2 separate regions of the Homo sapiens genome follow, and region 2 is linked to region 1. A link is an interaction called in ENCODE POLR2A ChIA-PET data of the cell type or tissue named here. Cell type or tissue: CD4-positive, alpha-beta T cell. All regions are shown on one strand. Each heading gives the region's core, and the rest is flanking DNA. Links, peaks and the distances in the headings are about the cores only. Region 1 has its middle 29 kb from the start of KICS2. Region 2 overlaps C12orf56 (chromosome 12 open reading frame 56).

The links. ChIA-PET counts read pairs that join two places held together with the same protein. Peaks named below come from ENCODE experiments on the same cell type or tissue, not always from the same donor. Only the 100,000 strongest peaks of a DNase experiment are listed, where the experiment ranks them.
Region 2: POLR2A ChIA-PET joins it to region 1 with 6 read pairs; 5 of 35 experiments call an interaction of 5 or more read pairs at or near these places.

What each region holds. Positions count from the first base shown.
Region 1 is chr12:64,249,809-64,252,720 of GRCh38, forward strand. No RefSeq gene overlaps it. Among named protein-coding and RNA genes, the nearest start is that of KICS2, 29 kb to the left of the region's middle. In CD4-positive, alpha-beta T cell, for the core only: no CTCF peak of the experiment used is centred there; no DNase peak of the experiment used is centred there.
Region 2 is chr12:64,383,934-64,386,845 of GRCh38, forward strand. All of the region lies in intron 1 of C12orf56 (chromosome 12 open reading frame 56), which reads right to left. Among named protein-coding and RNA genes, the nearest start is that of C12orf56, 5.4 kb to the right of the region's middle. In CD4-positive, alpha-beta T cell, for the core only: no CTCF peak of the experiment used is centred there; a DNase peak (open chromatin) is centred at 1,288; H3K27ac peaks cover 1,226 bases.

The sequences.
Region 1 (2,912 bases), core at 217-2,716:
TCTGATCATATCATCTTACTCATCAGAAATGTCCAGGGATTCCCCACCACCACAGCCCTCTCAGTTAGTTAGGACCACTTAGGTCCTGCATGATATGACTTTATCTTACCTTTCCAGCCTTATTTTCCAGCACTCACCTTCAATAGGACCAGATACCCAGCCCTGAATTTCAGGATTCTGTGCTTTTGCTCAGACTTTTTTTTTTTTTTTTTTTGAGACACGGTCTGGCTTTGTTGCCCTGGCTGTAGTGCAATAGTGCAATCTCGGCTCACTGCAATCTCTGCTTCCCAGGCTCAAGCCATCCTCTCACCTCAGCCTCATACCTGTGGTCCCAGCTACTCAGAAATTAGCCATGCCTGGCTAATTTCTGTATTTTTGTGGAGATGGGGGTCTCACTTTGATGCCCAGGCTGGTCTCGAACTCCTGAGCTCAAGCAATCCACCCTCCTAGACCTCCTAAAGTGCCGGGATTACAGGTGTGAGCCACCGTGCCTGGCACTCATACTTTCTCTTCCTTTTTTTTTTGAAAGAGTCTCACTCTGTCACCCAGGCTGGAATGCAATGGTGTGATCTCAGCTCACTGCAACCTCCACCTCCAGGTTCAAGCTATTCTCCTGCCTCAGCCTCCTGAATAGCTGGGATTACAGGCTCACGCCACCACGCCCAGCTAATTTTCTTATTTTTAGTAGAGACAGGGTTTCACCATGTTGGTCAGCCTGGTCTCGAACTCTTGACCTCGTGATCCACCCTCCTTGGCCTCCCAGAGTACTGGGATTACGGGCATGAGCCACCGTGTCCAGCATTCTCTTCTACTTAGAATGCTTTTCTCTTCTCCAAATCCTAGAGATACTTTATTATTGTTATTGTGAAATATTTCAAGCATTCAAAGAAGAAAAGCGACACCTGTGAACTCACCGCCAAGCTTTGTCAAATCTTATCATTTTGTCCTGTTCCTTTAGTTCTTTGAAATATTACAGGCTTACATATGTTTTTAAACCTCCTCAAATGCCAACTCTTCTAAATAGGCCTCCTTGATGTACTCAGTCAGGATGACCTGCATTTACCTACAGGTAAAGCTACTCAGTCCCTTGTATGATGTCTTCTTTGAGCATTCCTTATTATGGTCATTCCCATAGAGTACTACAAAGATGACTTTAGGTAATTCAAGGAAGACACATTTTAAAAAATTTTGTAGGCCAGATGCAGTGGCTCACGCCTGTAATTCCAGCACTTTGGGAGGCCGAGGCGGGCGGATCATGAGGTCAGGAGATCGAGACCATCCTGGCTAACACGGTGAAACCCTGTCTCTACTAAAAATACAAAAAATTAGCCAGGCATGGTGGCAGGTGCCTGTAGTCCCAACTACTCAGGAGGCTGAGGCAGGAGAATGGCATGAACCCGGGAGGTGGAGCTTGCAGTGAGCCGAGATCACGCCACTGCACTCCAGCCTGGGCGACAAAGCGAGACTCTGTCTCAAAAAAAATAAATAAAATAAAAACATTTAAAAATTTAAAAAAATGTGTATGTTTATTTTTAAAAGTACATTAGAAATATGCACATAACAGCCAGGCGTGGTGGCTAATGCCTGTAATTCCAACACTTTTAGGAGGCCGAGGCAGGAGGATCGCTTGAGCCCAGGAGTTCAAGATCAGCCTGGGCAATATAGTGATACCTTATCTCTACAAAAAAAAATTTTTTTTTAATTAGCCAAGCACAGTGGCATGTGCTTGTAGTCCCAGCTACTCAGGAGGCTAATTAGGGAGGATTGCTGGAGCCCAAGAAATTGCTGCAGTAAGCTGAGATTGTGCCACCGTACGCCAGCCTGGGCAGCAGAGTGAGACGCCATCTAAAAAAAAAAGAAAGAAAAAGAAAAGAAAAAAATGGGTCCGGCATGGTAGCTCATGCCTATAATCCCAGCACTTTGAGAGACTGAGGCAGGCGGATCACTTGAGGTCAGGAGTTCGAGACCAGCCTGGCCAACATGGTGAAACCCCATCTCTACTCAAAATACAAAAATTAGCCAGGTGTGGTGGCACAGGCCTGTAATCCCAGCTACTCGGGAGGCTGAGGCATGAGAATCACTTGAACCCGGGAGGCAGAGGTTGCAGTGAGCCAAGATTGTGTCACTGTACCCCAGCCTGGGTGACAAAGCAAGACTCCACCTCAAAAAAAAAAAAAAAAAAAAAAAGCACACACAGGTAATTTAAAACTATATACCTAGAACACCAAATCTGTGATTTCCCAGGTATTCTTTATGACAAGGCTAAGGTAGGTACACATATTGGGAAATTATTGAGTAATATTAGGAAAATATTGAGAAAAACATTGAGTAAATCTGTATTGAGTACTATTATACAGATGATATGGGAAATATTTTGAAGGTTGTATTCAAATAATTTAGAAAAGAATGTAAATTCTTGACAACAGAGACCCAGTTTTATTTATTTTTCTGTACCCTAAGCATCAAACAAACTCAGAATAGATGCTTATTGAATCAGTTTCTCTCTGGGGCAGAGAGATCTCTGAAAATCATATGAAACCTCCTAAACCTTCTGACAGATAACTTAAAATATCTTAAAAGACATTTTCCCCACACCGAGCGCCCATGCCTGGGACAAATTATACATTTTCCCCTCTTCCTTCCTTGCCCATTTTGACAAGTTGCCCCAGCTGGGGCTTAATAGATATTAAGTAGTGCTAATAATAGTCATCCTCTGAAGGAATGAGGACTTGAGATTGCCAAGATGATCTTTTTTGCTCCAACACACCAATCTCAGCATATTTCAGTTTGTGTGCCACTTTCGTTCTTGGATATGGTCCAACACACACACACACGTACACACACTTTCTCTCAAAACACTTTATATATTTTTTAGAGAAAATATTTCTCAATCTCCTTAAAAATCATTATTT
Region 2 (2,912 bases), core at 150-2,649, 130 kb after region 1:
TAGGTTCACAATGCATGCCTGGAAAAATAGCATTCATCCTTCAAGAGTCCTTCATATTTCTGCAAAGTAATAACAACTAGCATTGATTGCTTGTTCTGACCTATTCACTGTGCTAAATGTATCACATGAATGATCTCAACTGATCTTCATAACAACCTTAAGAGGTAGTTCTTATTATTTTCTCCATTTCATAGATGAAGGAACTGAGGCAGAGAGAAGCTAAGCAGTTTTTTTTAAGGTTGTGGCAGGACTCGGATTTGAAGACAAGCAATCTGACTTCAAAGCCTGTGATCTTAGGTACTTACGCTATTCCACCTCCTTAATCTATTCTGTTTACCTCCCCTTCCTCTTTCCATGCAAAATCAGAAGACAGTATTTTGTGGTATCATAGCATCCTAGGAATACCTCTATTGGAAATTCTACTGTTTTGAACTATTATGTTCCAGTGACTGTCTCCTTTAGAAAAGGAATGTATTATTCTTTTTTAGACTGCATAGCAAGTAGTAGGTGTTCAATAATGTCACCAAGGATAAAACTAGTGATTAAAAATGTGATTATTTCAACCACCTTGAAGGAGGACAAACTGTTCATGGCAAGCAAGCAGGCCAGGCTGTAAAAGGTGCATTTGTTCTAGTTCAAGAGGCCTCATGGAGCCCAGGATACCTAGAGAGCAGATATTCACAAAAGGGGTGAAAGGACTAGGAGAAAGAGAGGCAAGGGCTGCTGGAGTTGACAGATTTTCTTTCCCGTAGGTGATGAGATGGATTTGAAGGACAGTGATCTGTAGGAAATTCATAGACTGCTCTGCGTATTTGTTCTCACACTTAAAAATGTAACCAGCTGGGCACGGTGGCTCATGCCTGTAATCCCAGCACTTTGGGAGGCCGAGGTGGGCAGATCGCCTCAGGTTAGGATTTCGAGACTGGCCTGGCCAACATGGTGAAACCCCGTCTCTACTAAAAACACAAAAATTAACCGGGTGTGGTGGTGCGAGCCTGTAATCCCAGCTACCCGAGAGGCTGAGGCAAGAGAATCACTTGAACTCAGGAGGTGGAAGTTGCAGTGAGCCCAGGTCTTGCCACCGCACTCCAGCCTGGGCAACAGAGCGAGACTCCTGCTCAAAAAAAAAAAAAAAAAGTGTCTAACCTTAGAAGGGCTTAAGTGGTATTTTGATGCACCCAAGAGCAGAACTCTAGAGAACTCTTTCAAAAGTAACTTTTAAGGAAATGTCAGCCTTTTATAAAATATCCGCCCAAGTAACTTGGAAACCCTTTCTTTGAGAAAATGAACCACATCAAACACATACTGAGATCGTGAAGTGCACTTTAAGCTCATTTTTGCTGGAAGGGAAATCTCACTTGTACCCTTCTTCAAAACAAACATGTGTAGACTCTGGTCTAACTGTCTAAATTTTGTTGCTGTTACCTTTAATTTTTTTTCCTTTGTGAAGGGAATAGAATTTTATCTGTATTATTTGTAAGGGCTTTTTTTCCCCTGAGATAAATGTGACATATGTCAGGAACTAGAGTTAATCTGGCCTAACATGGAACAAGGAGAGCTGGGGCTCAGAGGCATAAAGGACTTTATTTGTTCCTAAGATCAGTGCTTGAGATATTTTGCAGATCCTGAACCTGATGAATCAGCTGGCACCACCCAGATCGATTAACTGGCTCATCTGATCTTGTGGCCCCCACCCAGGAACTGACTCAGTACAAGAGGACAGCTTCCATACCCTATGATTTCATCTCCTGCCTAACCAGTCACCACTCCTGACTCCCTGGCTTCCCCCCACCTACAAGTTGTCCTTAAAAACTCTGATCCCTGAATGCTCGGGGAGCCTGATCTGAGTAATAATAAAACTCCAGTCTCCTGCACAGCCTGCTCTGCATAAATTACTCTTTCTCTATTGTGATTCCCCTGTCTTGATAAACTGGCTCTGTCTAGGCAGCAGGCAAGGTGAATCCATTGGGCAGTTACAACTTTAGAATCCTCCCGAGGTGGGAGGATCATTTGAGGACAGGAGTTTGAGACCAGCCTGGGAAACATGGCAAGACCCCATCTCTATAAATAAATTAAATTAATGTGTTGGCAGGACCTTCTGGAAGCTTTAGGGGAAAATCCATTTCCTTGCCTTTTCTAGCTTCTCCAGGCCCCCTACATTCCTTGGCTAAGGCCTTCTTCCACCTTCAAAACTAGCAATGACTAGTCGAGTCTTTCTCATGCTGCATCAGTTGGCCACCGACTCTTCTTCTGCCCCTCTCTTCCACCTTTTTTGTAATTTTTAATTTTTATTTTTTTGAGACAGAGTCTCACTCTGTTGCCCAGGCTGGAGTGCAATGGCGCAATCTTGGCTCACTGCAACTTCCGCCTCCCGGGTTCAAGCGATTCTCCCACCTCAGCCTCCTGAGTAGCTGGGCTTACAGGTGTGTGCTACCACTGCTGGCTAATTTTTATATATATATATATTTTTTTTTTTTTTTGAGACGGAGTTCCACTCTTGTTGCACAGGCTGGAGTGCAATGGCGCAATCTTGGCTCACCGCAACCTCCGCCTCCCGGGTTCAAGCTATTCTCCTGCCTCAGCCTCCCAAGTAGCTGGCGTTATAGGCATGTGCCACCACGCTTGGCTGATTTTGTATTTTTAGTAGAGACGGGGTGTCTCCATGTTGGTCAGGCTGGTCTCAAACTCCCAACCTCAGGTGATCCGCCCATCTCGGCTTCCCAAAGTGCTGGGATTACAGGAGTGAGCCACCGTACCTGGCCAATTTTTATATTTTTAGTAGAGATGGGTCTTCACCACGTTGGCCAGGCTGATCTCAAACTCCTGACCTCAGGTGATCTGCCCGCCTGGGCCTCTCAAAGTGCTGGGATTACAGGTGTGACCCACTGCGCCCAGCCATAAACACATCTTTA